Linked DNA regions of Homo sapiens: region 2 is linked to region 1. Evidence: chromatin contacts called from ENCODE Hi-C or POLR2A ChIA-PET data. All regions are on one chromosome and are shown on one strand. The core of a region is the stretch at or near the end of the contact, and the rest is flanking DNA. Distances in the headings are between cores, read along the strand shown.

Region 1 (7,738 bases), core at 2,817-5,316:
AGTTTTAGTATGGCAACAAAGAATATGAACCTCTATTTACCAGATTGAATCATTCAGTTAGCTTAGTTAAACTTTATAGCTAACATCCTATTAGATTCACTGGAATTTGGTACTATTTATTGATTCAAAAATATTTATTTTTAATATTTTATTTTATTTCAACAGTTTTTAGGAAACAGGTGGTTTCTGGGTACACGGATAAGTTCTTCGGTGGTGATTTCTGAGATTTTGTTGCACCCATCACCCTGAGACCCAATAATGTGTCAAAGAAACTACTAAACACAAAGTTTAGGTTCAAAAGACTCGTGCTCTTCTGGAAATGTATTTTCCTATTTATTTGCTTCCTTGTTACATGTTAGAGGAGGAAGATTGATAATTCTTCCCATCTAATGAACTCAGAGCCAATAAAGCATTGTTGCTTTCATGGAATTACGTTGGGACATTTAACTGAAGACAAGCCACTTTCTTGGAAACATAGAACGTTTGTCTGGCTGCTGGAGGACCTGTAGTCTACTTGATAAAAAGTAAAGGTGACTGTCCCTGGAGGCAAATATATGGACCAGGAGGTGTCTATGTTTACAACAAAATGCAAATACTACCAAGACTCTCTTCCTTTTTGTGAAATGTAGCTTGATCTCATTATGAAAGATAAAATGTGACTTTATGAAACTGTATAATATATTCCCACTTTGGTAAATGAAAAGTAAATTTGACAAGAAGAATATCTTCCACAATATTAAAAGTTGTGATATAGGAGTAGCAGAATTACAGGTGATTTTAAAACTCGTACAGCAGATTTCAGTTACTTTTCACATCCTCCCTTCTCTAGAACAATACCTGGGGAAGAGGAGGGAAGACATTTTCAAAGCTCAAGAGTTTCTCATTCATTCATTTATACACTGGTGCTTTTTGAGCAGGTTCTGCACCACGCACAATGACAGGCCCCAGACAGGCCCCGGGGGGCACACTGGACGTCAGTCTTCCTGTCACTTAATTTGGAGTTTCTTTAATACATAGACTTCACCATTTTTACTTTATACAAAGTTCCAGCCACACAAGTGTGTTCTTGTCCTTGATTGCTCTGTGATAGGTGTGTGTGGGGCGGGGAAGGCAGAGCTGTCCAGGGGTTGAGAGTCATTGAGTTCAAAAACACTTGAAACAGTAAGTTTCATGTTATTCTTGACTTAAGGTATCATCGACTTACACAAGTGTATTGAAAGATTTTCCTTCGCATGCTTTCATTTATATACAAAACCAAATTATCACATTGAATGCTATATTTTATGTATAAGATAAATATACATATTATATATGTAATATGTATACATAAAGTATATGTATTACATATATACATTTACTCACATATGTAAATATATATGTTTTCTGTAATCATGAGCTGAAGAGCAGTAACTGGGAGAAAAATGTAAATATCACACACTGACCATTCTGAGAGTACGGCAAAATACCTTTTGTATGTGTGTGTGTATATACATATATGTGTGTATATATACATATATACATATATATGTGTGTGTATATACATATATGTGTGTATTATATATACATATGTATAATACACACATATATATACACACACAGACACACACACAGAAGGGTGTATATATATATTTACACACACACACACACACAGTCTGCAGAAATATATATTTAATGGGAATTTTGAGTCAAAGAGATAGTGACTAAATTAAGCATATTGGCAGTTTGAAAATAACACCTATGGCTGGGTGCGTTGACTCATGCCTGTAATCCCAGCACTTTGGGAGGCCAAGGCGGGTGGATCACCTGAGGTCAGGAGTTCAAGACCAGCCTGGCCAACATGGTGAAACCCCATCTCTATTAAAAATACAAAAACCAACTAGCCATAGTGGCAGGCGCCTGTAATCCCAGCTACTTGGGAGGTTGAAGCAGGAGAATCGCTTGAACCCAGGAGGTGGAGGTTACAGTGAGCCGATATCTGGCCACTGCACTCCAGCCTGGGTGACAAGAGCAAAACTCCATCTCAAAAAATAATAATAATAACACCTATGAAAATTAAGAGTAAATATTCTTAAAGTTTATTTTATTCTTATACTGTTTGCATTTACATGTGAGCATCTGACTGTAACTTGAACATCAAAATTATGTTTGGAGAATTCACTTTACTAATGAACAGTTCTTAACAAATGACCATGTGAGACTCAACTCTGGCTCTAGCCTCCAGCTGCTTCTTAGCCAAATATTTTTGAGTCTGGAAAGATGACTGGAAATTACATCAAAACAACATTTTGCATGGATTATCTGATACGTCCTTATTTTTGGCCAGACCAAAAATACTGTCAAAAGAGACTGCTATTTCTTCTTTTCACCCTGACAGAAACATGAAAACTATGATCAAAGTTTTCACTGAAGGGTCCCATGTAATGTTCTGTGCTTTGTTTTTCAGCAAAAGACTGCTTTATAGTAGTTTGAATTTAGGTTAACATTTGAGATCTGGTTTTCTTTCTTGGCTGAGGTAGTTCAGCTCTCCTTTGTTTGTTTAAAAGGAAACATCAACTTTCCAATTTACTCTCTAAAATTGGTTTTTGTAGTTCCCTGCTGGACTGGAAAGGCACCATCTGTTTTAATAATACTGAAGTGAAAGGGGGAAAGTTTGTGAAATGGAAGTCAACTGGGAGTGCTCTTAGTCATCACAGCTCCACTTGGAGAAGAATCCACTGTTAAGTTCATGAATTTACGTTAAACCCTGGTCAACCCAGGTAGTGTAACAATCAACACAGACTTCCATGTTCTGGCAAGGGACAGTCAGTGAGAAAATTTTACATACTGGCAAACCAGCAGCAAAAATAATCAAAATATCAGGCAGGGAAGAAAAAAAAAAACGTAAACATGTACGAAGAAAACTTCAGCTGTGAAAGAAATACGATATTTAAGTTGACTAAAATCTTTCCTTTTTCCTTTAATTCATAAACTTCACCATTTTTGCCCCTCCCTCCCTCACTGCCTTCCTTCCTTCCTTCCTTTCTTTCTTCCTTCCTCCCTTCCTTCTTCCTTTCTTTCTTTTTTTGGACATTTACATATTATTAGATTTGTTCAGGTTTTGATCATTACTGGAAGATGAGAAATTCTTGCCTCCAAGCCCAAATAATGCTAACCCTTATTCTCTGGACATTTGACAGCAGAATTTCCTTATCCTGACACTGAAACAAAGATTCTATTTCTCAGCATTGAAAGGTCTGCCTACAACTCATCTGTTCATTGGTTGATGGATGGACTGATTTGTTCTTACCTGGAACTGATTATTTAGTAACTAAACTACACACATACAAACACACACACACAACAAATGCACATACATACAAACAAAAATTAAAAAACCACACACACTTAAACACATACAACACACATGCATACATAACACACACAAATATACACACACGTATCTGGGAGGTCCCAACCTTCCAGGGGGAAACTGTCTCATGCTGCTTAAAGCTTCCACAGGCCGCACCTGCTGTTCCAATTTGCCCCTCTCTCCAGTGGTTTGAAAGGTAAGCTGCAAATAAATGAGCACTATGTATAGCTGACCTTGCTTAGAGTGGCATTTTAATGCATTTGACTACACCTGCCTCTAATTTCAGTGTTGATATTTTAATGCAATCCAACAAATTTCTAGGAGTGAATTTGCAAAATTTAAGCAAGTATTGCAAGATGAGCTGGGAACAAGCAGGTGCTCTTCTGTAAAAATATACATGGGGCCGCTGCCGGCACTGATTTCCTTAGCATGTTATCAAATGCCCTGCTGTAGCAACAGTCTTTTTCTGTTTTCTTCTGATGCTTAACTGGAGGATGATTCAATCGTAGACCAAGAAACCGTGGTTGAATTACAACATTCAAAACAGCCCGTGTGTAATGGCTCAGAGCTCCTCTGGATGGATCTTGCATCTCTAAGCTAAATGCAAGTTCACAGATTCCTAAAAATACCCCCTGATGTGAGTCATCCTGTTCCAAAGAGCTCTGAAGAATGTTTTCCACAGAAGTGGCGAGGCACAGCCCCAGGGTGTGGAGCTCTCGTCTGAGTTATGTAGGCAACTTGCGTCAGCCACATACTATGTTATAGTCTCCATATTCCCTGGCGCTGAGCGTGGATAGCTGGAATGATCTGTTGAAATACAAACCTCTGCAGCAGCTTCAACTCTGCCTCCCATGCAACTTCCCCAAACAAAATGGATCTGTGTCAAAGGAGAGGTGCGCAGGTCACTCAAGGTGTGCTTTCTATCAAAGGGTTTTTTTCAAGAAAGAAACCCAAAGCCAGAAATAAACATGGTAGCCTTGGGCTTTAAGGAAAAAACAAAACAGACAAACAAACAGACAAAAAAAAAACCTGTCTTTCTTAAAGCTTCCCCATTTTCAGACTCTCACACTGAAAGTTGAGAGATAGTTTTGCCTCCTCCGTGAGGTGGGTGGAGGGTGCTGTGAGAGAGGGAATCTCAAGCTGGCCCAGATCAGCTGTGGAATAGATGCACTGAGAAGATGCTGAGGTTTCCACATAGATGCCCCCTTCTGTCACAAGTGCAGACTCTGAAGACGCAGTTGGCCTGGGCCCCATTGCTCTGCTGTCTCCAGGAGTCATTAGTGGCACTTTATCAGAGGATCCTGGATGAAAGGAGAAATCAAATCATTTTCTAAGAGTGGGACTTCAGGCATGTGAGCCTGTGTTTTAAGAGAGAATAACTCTTTTAATGCTCCGGAAACTGCACAGCTGGAAGACTGCGGCTCAATGTACACATGTGGATAGCACAGTTGCCTTGGGTCTTTCTTCAAAATAATAGGATATAAATTATACACGAGGAAAACAAGAGAGGGTTGGTGCTGATTATCAGCTTGGACAATCAATCATACACTTTAAATTTGAAAATAAAATATTTAGGGGCACATGGCTTCATTGACTCTAATAAAAGTGTTTTATCCTCTGATTCTCACAGAAAATCTCTAGAATCTTGCTCTTTTAAGAATTCATTATTCCCTTGTTTCCAAATAGGAGCTTACCAACTATACAATAATTTTTTAAAAACAATTTAAAAGTCATATGTAATTTAGAAATTTGTCAGATTACTACCTCGTAGTCTAAGCAGCAGTTACAAGGTTATCTAGAGACTGTTTCAGAATCTTTAGTTTTTGAGCCCTATTAAAAGAAACATATTCCTTACTTTATAAAGACATAAATGGTCAAGCAATTTTAAAAAGCAACCAACTAATACTTTATTAAAATTCATACAAAAATTTACCATCTTAACCATTTAATTTGAACAACTCAGAGCCATGTAGTACAAGCACAGTGCCGCACCAATGTCATCACTCTCTGGTTCCTGAATGTTTTCATCCCTCCGGAAGGAAACCCCACACACATTAAGCTGTCACTCCCCATTCTCTCCTCTCTGCAGACTCTAGCAACTCTCAATTTGCTTTCTGTCTGTGTGGATTTGCCTATTCCCGCGATTTTATCTAAATGGAGTCAGATGGTGTGTGGCTTTGTTTACTTAGCATGACGTTTTCCAAGTTCATCCATGTGGGAGCGCATGTTAGTGTTTTTCTCCTTTTTATGCCTAAATCATATTCCATTGTATGGGTGGACCATGTTGGGTTTATCCATTCAATCGTGGATGGGTATTTGGTTTATTTCTACCTTTTGGCTATTATGAATAATGTCGCTATGATTATTCATACACAAGCTTTTGTTTGAACACCTGTTTTCAGTTTTGGGGGGTATATACCTTGGGGTGGAATTGCTTCGTCATAGGGTAATTCTACCTTTAGCTTTCTGAGAAACCAACAACCGTTTTTTCACAGTGGATACAGTGGTTTCACCATAGTCCTTTCCCACCAGCAATGTGTGAGGGTTCCAGTTTTTCCTCATTTCCAGCAATACTTGTTATGTTCATTAAAAAAAAAATAGTTACTATAGCCACCCTAGTGGGTACGGGGTGGAATCGCATTGCGGTAACTCATTATTAAAATGCAATCTGAAGCAGCACCGGAATTACTGTGCACAGAGTGAGGTAAACTAGCAGGCTCATTCTATTTTCTATTTTTCTTTTTGTCCCATAAGAATATTTAGGCCTATTCTAACAAAATGGCCCAACTCTCCACTTTTTGCAGAGGCAGATGACATTTAATCTATAGCCATGTGTGTCTGATTGAATACACCATCTCCCACTACTCTTGTAATGGCAGATTTCTTGGAAGGAGTGGTTATTTACATTCTGGTCCTCCCCATTCCCACCCCTGGCTATTTCTTGACTAACGCTGATGTTCTACTTTATCTACACCAGAGAGACATTTCCTGCAAAGGTCCTCATGCTACCTTGGTCCCTCCATCTAGTCTCCTATGTTGAGTCCTTCTGCTCCTTGGCCTGCACCAGGCTGACCCTGCTGGCCTGCAGTTCTCAGAACATGCACTTCTCTTAGCATTCATGGCCTGCTACTCTTCTGATTCTTGGGGGTTTTCTTCTTCTGATCCTTATGTGCCCATCCTGACCACTTATCAGCTGTCCCTGCTACCCAGTGACATCTTTCCTTCTCCTTCCCTAAGTGCAGGGATGATTGTTCTCCTTAATGCACACTCTCCTTAAAGAATCTTGTATGCTTTTTTTGCTTTGTTGTTTTGGAGGTGTGTGTGTGTATATGTGTTTGTATGAGTGTGCACCCGTGTGTGTGCATGTGTGTACATGAGCATGAGTATGTGCATGTGTGTGCATGTTTATGTGTGTACATGCATGTGGGTGTGGTGCATGTATGTATGTGTGTTTATGTGGTGCATGTATGTGTGTATATGAGCATGATGAGTGCGTACATATATGTATGTGTGTGCACGAGCATGTTTATGTGTACATGCATGTGTGTGGGTGTGGCGTATGTATGTATGAGTGTGTATATGTGTGTGAGTATGTGTGTATGGGGTGTGTGTGATTAGTAATTCATCTACTTATCAATATTGAGAAATTAGTGTCATCTTTTAGGCCTTCGTTTCCATCCCCAAATCTAATCAGTTTTCAAATTTTCTGATTCTGTTGCCTTTCAGATTCCAATTCTGCCTTTTCTGATTCTAAATGCTTCTCAGATCCTAGGAAGTAGGAGAGAATCAAGTGATGGGGTGAAAAGAGTCAAGACATATTGAAAAAGATGTTAGGAAACAACAGGTAACTTTTGTTACTCCCAGCATGGCCAGTGATCAGCACTTCTGTTCAGTGTGGTTGCACGTTTGTAAAAATCACTGAAAATGTCTTTCTAGAATAAGAAAGTCAAGATTCCGTACAATATTCACAGTAAACATGATCTGTTTTACAAAACTATGGCTCACTCATTCCAGACATTATTCATTCTTAGAGATTTATTTGCCTCCTAGATTTGTCTAAATGACAGAGAAATGTTGACTTGAAATCGTGAGATCATCAGGTCCAGGATAAGTTCTGAAAAGTGGGGCAGTTTCCACTACCTCATGCAGCAGCCTATTTCTCCTTCTACAAAATGAGAGAGATTAGAATAAAAGATCTCTAAGATATCAAAAAAGTGTAGTTCTTGGACGCAACCAAAAGAATCAAAATCCCATTGCCCTAAGCAGAAAAGGAATTTGTTGAATGAATATTAACAGTTTACAGAAATGATAAGAAGTGTTGGAAATGAGGCTGGGGAAGAATGAGGACCCAGAGGAGGCTGGGCTTTGGGGAACGTGGCAGAGGCCACC
Region 2 (7,738 bases), core at 2,055-4,554, 40 kb before region 1:
TGTTTTGGGGGTAAATTTTACTAAAATAGAACAATTAGAACTAACTTTTGATTTTGAGGAATACCACTAAGAATATCCCCAAGAAAACATTTCATCAGCATGGTGGTGGTCCAGTGCTTGGATTAGATTTTCCATGTAATTTGGGCTGTCTATAATCTCTTACTAACCATTATCATCAACATCAATCTTGTCGGCAGCATAGAGAAGTAAACTAAGTCAAGAACGATTTTCCTAAAGACTAATGGAAAGAAGACATACATTATTATGAATTTGGATAATTTGTTTTTCAATATGATATGGTTTGGCTGTGTCCCCACCCAAATGTCATCTCAAATTGTAATCCGCATGTGTGGACAGAGGAACTTGGTGAGAGGTGATTGGATCGTGGGGGTGGTTTCCCCCATGCTGTTCTCATGATAGTGAGGGCACTCTCACAAGATCTGGTTGTTTGATAAGTGTCTGGCATCTCCCGTTTGCTCTCTTTTTCTGCGGCCTTGTGAAGGAAGGTACTGGCATCTCCTTCACCCTCTGCCATGATTGTAAGTTTCCCGAGGCCTCCCCAACCATGTGGAATTATGAGTCCATTAAACTACTTTTCTTTATAAATTTCCCAGTCTTGGGCAGTTCTTTATAGCAGTGTGAAAATGGACTAATACACAATATAAAATATACCACAGCCTTAATATGGGGAAAAATATGTAACCTCAAATATAGGGTTAAAACATACCCTGTGCTAAACCTATCAGCTTATCAGAGTTGGAGTGAGAAAATATGACCTTTTTTCCCAGCCTACGATCCACCTTCACAAATCCAGATTCCGGTTTGAGCACCCACTCATCATTCAGCGGCTGGCATTTGAGATTCCCATCCCCTCCGGAGAGACTCATCCTGATGCCCACTCCATCCCACCCAATGGGACACCTAGCTCTCAACATAACCTCACAAACCCATCACCATATGAGAGGGCATTATAAGTAACAAGGCAGGGTTTTCTCCAAACACCAAGTGAAATGGCCAATCCATAACCTACTCACTGATGCAGAATTCTTAGAGTTGGAGAAACTAGCTCCAGGGAGGTCATAAGATGTGAAGGGAGGAGCACAGAGCTAGGAGATTGGAGGCCTGGGTGGATTCCCAATCTCAGAGTGCACACACCACGGTCCACCAGGGAAGTCATTTAATTTCTCTTACCTTAGCCCACTCAACCATAAAGTGGAGGGAATATGTAAAAGAGGACTGTAGATACCATAAAATAAAATACTATATATGAATGATCTATTACAGTGTGGTGTACATGGTAGCTGCCCAATAAATTAAAGAAGTGATTAGAATGAATGGGTTTTACTCATGATGTGATCATTTAGTTTTCATACCACTTCTGTTACTATATCTGATGGTGATGCTTGCTTTTACTTTGAGCACAAATCCACATTAACGGGCACAACAGCATGATAATAGTTACCTTTTTCCCAGCCCTTCACCTCTGCAGGGACTTCTCATGTTAGTTGACAGTGTGGGCGGCAGGTGTTCTTGTCTTCACCTTCTCTGTTGAAAGCTGTGCACCCCCCATGCTCTAACACTTTACTTTACTTGATCGTGTTTCCTGTTATCCCCCCAAATAGTTGTCTGTGTGTTTATTGCTTCCCCAACCAGAATGTATGTTTCATAAACAGCAGCTTTGTTCTCTTTTTTTCCTCTGTAAGCTGGAGCAGTGTGCAGCGTGATGCATGTGCTCAGTGCACGGCTGCTTAAATGAGAGGACACACACATCAACTCCCCTTATACAGAGGAGGAAAAGGAGCTTTGTAAAAGGACATGGCAGTAAACCTCCCGTCTGAGCCTGTAGCTCATGCCTTTGCATGTTTCAGCAAGAATGAAGAATATCAGTCAAGAGTTTCCACATCACGCCTGCCAGGGCTATACCCTGGGTATTTACAGAGTCGAGGACACTGAGACCAATATAACAGGTAGATTGACTGTGATAGAAAAGACGCCTCAAATACAATTTATTCAAGTCTAAGAAATGAAATCTCATTCAGTTTCAGGCCTCATCAACAGCAGGGAGAACCACAAATCACAAACTTCTTTTGCACTGGGAAAGGTGTTGCCATGGGAACAGGGCTGCTGGCCATTTGGCCATCTCACTCATCTCTAGAGGAAGGCAGGTGAGGAAGGTGAGAGTCACAGTCAGGTAGGAAGGCCTGCGATAAGATCCAAGGAAGATGGGGGATGTACTTCTACCATGTGTCATGTTGGTAGCAAATGCAGTAAGAATAAAATGTCACCATCTGATCCACATTACATCTGAATAGAACATCATCTAGCGGCGTTTCCTTGCCTCTATATGATTATAGGCTGTGTTGACATCAAAGAGATATAATAAAGCATATTGGCCTAACAGAACATATTATCATAGAATAAATAAAAGTCCTAAAAAATGAACAGGGGACAGATTGTAAGTGGCTGGGTTTATGCCCATGCTAAGATCACCAAAGCTTCTAACCTCTGGGAGATGGGAAATCATGAGTCTCATAGCCTGGCAGGCTATAGTCTAACAAGACTGGCTTCATGCATATATATTGATCTTTTGATGGTGGTCAAGCATCCCAAGCCATGGACCCTGTTGATATTAAAAATGTGATGACACCCAAAAAACAGTGTGAAATCAGTAGGAAAAAGATTTGAATAAAACGACCAACCCACAGATGTCCAGGGACAAGACCAAGACAATTCCTACCCTGACACAGTGACAAATAGGTGCTAAGTGGACATCATTCGTTTCCTATCTTGTTGGTCTTTCCTGTTGACAAATACCTGTTTAAAGCATGTTTTAATGTTTTCCTCAGTAGGCTCTGCGAAATAAAACCCAAATGGGAAACAGTTCTAGCATATGATCCTATGTAAATTAACAGCAGCAAAAAAGAGGGAAAGAAGAAAAGAAGGAAACCCTCCTTAACACCTCCTTTCACTCACGTTTCCTCATATTTTCCCTTAGTCCTTCAATAGAGCAGCAGTAGAAATACAATGATTTATGAATTCCACGGGGTGAATTCTTGAAGTAATAACACTTACCACCATGAAGTTCTCAGATTTCTTTTCCAAACAGGAACTCTGAGAGCAAAGAAAATTGCTGGACTCTCACGGCCAGGCATTTCATTGTATAGTCCTGGCAACGTGACCCTAATGAGAAGAAGTCCATACTTCAGTTTTGGTTTAGAATTCAGTGACAGTTTGATTGTGGGCTCAACCTCTTCTGCTTCCATTGGAATGTGAGTTACATGCTGAATTAATGAGCAAAAACATTAAGGCTTTGAGTCTGTTTTGCGCTTTCCTAGTTCCCTTCATTTTATTTTCACTGGTTTATTTTATTTTTGTATCTTGATCCAAAATTCATTTGCATATGATTTTTGTGCACACTAAGATCATCCTGAAGAACATGGACTTGTAAAACACTGGGAATCAATTACCCTCAGGAAATCCGTCGACTTGGTGAGGTGTGTCCTTTACAGTTAGTTACTATGAAATTCCCCTTTTCTAAAAATCCTGTCATTAAACCCCATGATGGCTTTCCGTTGCTCACTGCTGATCTTTTGCCTCTCAGTAAGCATGAAGAACACTTTCTCTTTCTTGCTGTGAGTTAATGCTATTTATATTTTAGAAATGCCAGATTCCTTCACAAGTCACTTGAGACTCGGTGGCAAGAATGAATTACCCTGAACTGTCTGTCTCTCTCCTGACAGGTCTGCCTGAAAGGCAGCTTGCCTGGAGCTGCATTCATTGTTATTTCACAATCTGAGAGCCAGCAAGAGACAGTTTTACAAATTTCTAACATAAGGCATAAAATGAAATTCAACAGAAACTAATCTTTCCTTTTTCTAAATTCCTGGCTTTGACCAAATTAGTAGGGAATGACATATTTTGAATCGCTTAGTGTACATACTATTGTATTTCTCTGCAATTTAATCTTATAATCATTGCTCCAGGGAGACATATATTAAAGTTTATTGGCAAATACATTTCCCTTGATTCCCTTTGTTCCAAAATAAAATGATGAATTAAGACTTAGCACATATATTAGCATTTAGTATTTGCTATAGTTTCCACTTTGCACATACAAATAGTGATCTGTACCCTGTGGCAACCAATTATAATACGTGTACTGATATTGTACAATTTTAAATTAGTAGAAAAACTGAGCTGATACTTTAAGCCAGCAAAAAAAAGTTTGTTTTCTAGATTAATGAAATAACAGGATAAAACCTGAAGTGAATATTAATGTGTGTTATCTATGATATTGTCTATCAATTAATATAAAATGCATGTTCTTTTATTTATTCTAGAAATAAATCTACTGTGTTATGATTATTTCTCTAATAATTATGTAACTAATGAACGATTAATCCATGACAATTGGTCCAGCATTTCTTCATGATTTTTTGTTCCCTGGGTAAACCAAAGGTAAACAAATACATGGCTGAGATGCCCAGAGTTCCTAAAGCTCCCTAGGGAATGTCAAAAATAAACAGATCTTCCCAAACATTAGCACTGATCTCCTTTTACATTGAAAGTTCATGTTTAAAGAGAGGGAATTCCCCACCCCAGTAATAGCAGTTGAATCAATAGAAACTGTGATTCTTGCCTCTATTTGTAGTTTTAAAATGAACTCTTGTCAGAATATTGTCCCCAATTAATAATGATAATGATAAAATCCTATCAGTAATAATGAATATTTATTTAGTTCTTTGACTTGTGTCACATGTCATATTAAGCACTATTTTTCATTATTTAATTCTCAGCAATCACATGGGGTTGGTAGCCCCATTTTACAAACAAAAACAAAACAAATAAAAATTCTGGAAGTTTTTAGAGAGGTTACATCACTTGTCACAAGGTGTGTAAATGGAGAATCTACGACTCAAACTAAGACATCCTTAACCCAGTGCCTCTGTCTTAAGCACCAAATATTTTCATTAATCATCAGTCTCATAATAAGAAAAATAATGATTTAATAAAGAAATTTCTGTTCAAATTCTCCTTTTAAGTACTTAGAGTAATAGGTTTCTTCATAATTAGTTGCAGCCTTGTATTTCAATCTCATTCTTTTGTCAAACTTACCTTCTGCTAAACCAAGTCCCAATGATTTCATTGTATAATTTTTCTCCAATGCATTTATTTCTCTTGCTCTCTATCAATAAATTATCATTCAGCCTACAAACATTTCTTGCTAAAATCTTTAAAAAAAAAATCTTTCTAAGCAGTCTCTCCAGAGTCTCTCTGCAAGCAGCACCGTTTTCCAACCCATTCTCTACTCTGCAATCATCGTAGTCTTTTCTCAACACAAATCTGATGTTGAATGCTTGCTTCAAAGACTCCATTGGTGTCCCATTGAACTTAGAATAGACATCAATAGGCCGGGCGTGGTGGCTCACACCTGTAATCCCAGCCCTTTGAGAGGCTGAAGTGGGTGGATCGCCCGAGGTCAGGAGCTCGAGACCAGCCTGACCAACATGGTGAAACCCCATCTCTACTAAAAATACACACACACACACACACACACACACACACAAAAGCTGGGCATGGTGGCACCTGTAATCTCAGCTACTCGGGAGGCTGAGACATGAGAACAGCTTGAACCAGAAGGTAGAGGTTGCAGTGAGCTGAGATCTTGCCATTGCACTCCAGCCTGGGAGACAGAGTGAAAGACTTCATCTCAAAAACAAACGAACAACAACAACAACAACAATTTTAAAAAAATACAGAACAACGTATTTAAGATCGCCTGCGAGTCTTGTGCAGTCTTCCCACCTAGAACCATTGTAAGTGTAAAGAGATGGAATTTGCAAAAACTTTCATATTGTACATCGCAAAAGTTCTAAACATTCTTTATAGGGTAGTGGATTAAAGCATGATATATTTTTTAAAGGAAGAAATAGTGAAACAATTTTGATATACCCATACATTATAGAATATTATGAAACCATTTAAAGTGATCATATATCTAGATTATATGAATGTTGATAAATGATTGATAGATGTGGATATAGACATCAACATAGATCGAGATAATTCCCATAAAACATAGATAAATGATGAGGTAAAAGAAAAAGGTCAATTTAAAAATACATAGAAGTACATCTAAAGATATAATTAATTATATATTAAACACATAATATATATTATATCAGACTATTAATGATCTCTATTTTAACAAATCCTAATTTTCTTTGAATTAATTAGTGCCTAGTAATAAATGGTTTTGCACTCATATTAACATCTCTAAATTTCCTAAGTCCAGTACAATTCATTTGCCTGCAACATTGCTTAGATAATATTAAGCAACTATATCTTCTAGCATATAAAATATTAATGTATGGTTATTTTACGTTAAAAACACTTAAAAATCAATTTTTTATCTTATAATTTTAGTTATAAATAAAGGTTAAACCAATCTGATTATAAGAAGTATTAAGAAACACCACTTCTGTTAAGAACTATCTTGGATTTATTAATAATATATCTCTGCACTAAAAATCTTGTATATATTTTTACATATGACTTCCACTATTTTCTTCTGCATTTCTTTCTTCCTTTAAAGTATAATTTTGCTTATAGTTCTATCTGATATTAAGTTCTGTAAGTATTTTTAAAAGTATATTCTTAGATACAATAAATAGAAAGATTATCTTCAGGTAACAAAAATACATATATATTTTATCTTAACATAGATTATAATTTAGAATTACAAATATATATTGGAGAAATATTTATCCAGAATAGTTCATTATTAAAAGTTATTGGTTTGAAAGAACTACTATACCTTAAACCACTTTTTTAAAATCTCCTCAATTTATGCCAAATTCTTGAAAGGAGAACTCATTATAAAGACTCAGAAAGTTTTGGACATAAGTATTATTTTCAAAACAAATGTTTTGATGGGTTAAATGTTAAATAATCAGAAACACATGGACTAAGTTTTCCTCTAAATACAAGGGGTGCAAAATTCAAGGAAAATATATTTGATGGAACTTATTTTCTTTGTCTAATCCAGAGTGTTTGAAAAGTATTTCAAATATTTTTCAGACACAGAGTGTTGAGCTCCACTTATATATTATGCATGCATGTATGTGCGTGTGTGTGTATATATATAGAATATATATATAATATAATACATATACATATATAGAAAATAAATGGCTAAAAAAAATAAATGGCTAAGAAAGAATAGTGTTATTGGTATTCAGGCATTGTTACAATCCTGGATCTATTCCTTCCCATTTATTTTAATGCTTTGGTGTCCTCTTATTAATTCAATCATTTGATTAGCCAATATTACAGACTTAATTTAAATGGATAAAACATGAACTAAAACTTACAATATGTTAATGCTTATTAATTTATTTCCTTAAATAACTAAGGTTGTCATAAATGTAAAATGATCAGGAAATCTTTGAATTGCACATTTCTGGGAAGTCAGGTGACCAGTATTTTCTAGTTAATTGGAAAATTTTGCTTTTTGACACATCTTGTAATTAAGACATTATAATTTAATTTTGGCATGCAGGTTAAAATAATCCAAAACAAAATGTCATTCTGGGGAGCCTTATACTTACAACAATCTTTACAATTAATAAGAAAATATTTGTGCTAACCTATGATGACTTAATAAGTTGTTTGTTTACTCTCCTTTATTTAAAAAAAAAATACTGTCTTACAGCAGAGGAAAGACAATAATGTACAT

The links. Hi-C counts contacts between places; a loop is a spot of excess contacts on that map. ChIA-PET counts read pairs that join two places held with the same protein, here RNA polymerase II (POLR2A). Pooled maps may share reads with other maps.
Region 2: a loop to region 1 is called in a map of Calu3, with 13 times the contacts of the local background. The contact joins the promoter of LINC00703 here to the enhancer-like site in region 1. A Hi-C loop is called at or near these places in 3 of 168 maps with a recorded cell type or tissue (Calu3, HepG2 and breast epithelium) and 1 of 50 pooled maps. POLR2A ChIA-PET finds 5 or more read pairs at or near these places in 2 of 52 experiments (PC-9 and activated T-cell).

The regions. Positions count from the first base shown.
Region 1 is chr10:4,340,964-4,348,701 of GRCh38, reverse strand. No RefSeq gene overlaps it. Among named protein-coding and RNA genes, the nearest start is that of LINC00703, 39 kb to the left of the region's middle. RefSeq lists an enhancer at 3,424-4,623. Within about 2 kb of position 4,066, at least 20 of the 41 ENCODE cell types and tissues checked have a DNase peak (open chromatin) inside an H3K27ac peak, as active enhancers do; they include PC-9, where a contact is called at or near this core.
Region 2 is chr10:4,379,812-4,387,549 of GRCh38, reverse strand. LINC00703 (long intergenic non-protein coding RNA 703) reads right to left here and starts at 3,304. Exons shown (of 2, transcript NR_108055.1): 1 at 3,073-3,304. It overlaps LOC105376372 (a long non-coding RNA gene), which reads left to right. Exons shown (of 6, transcript XR_001747337.1): 4 at 1,704-1,967; 5 at 2,040-2,174; 6 at 3,107-3,336. RefSeq lists a silencer at 2,939-3,233.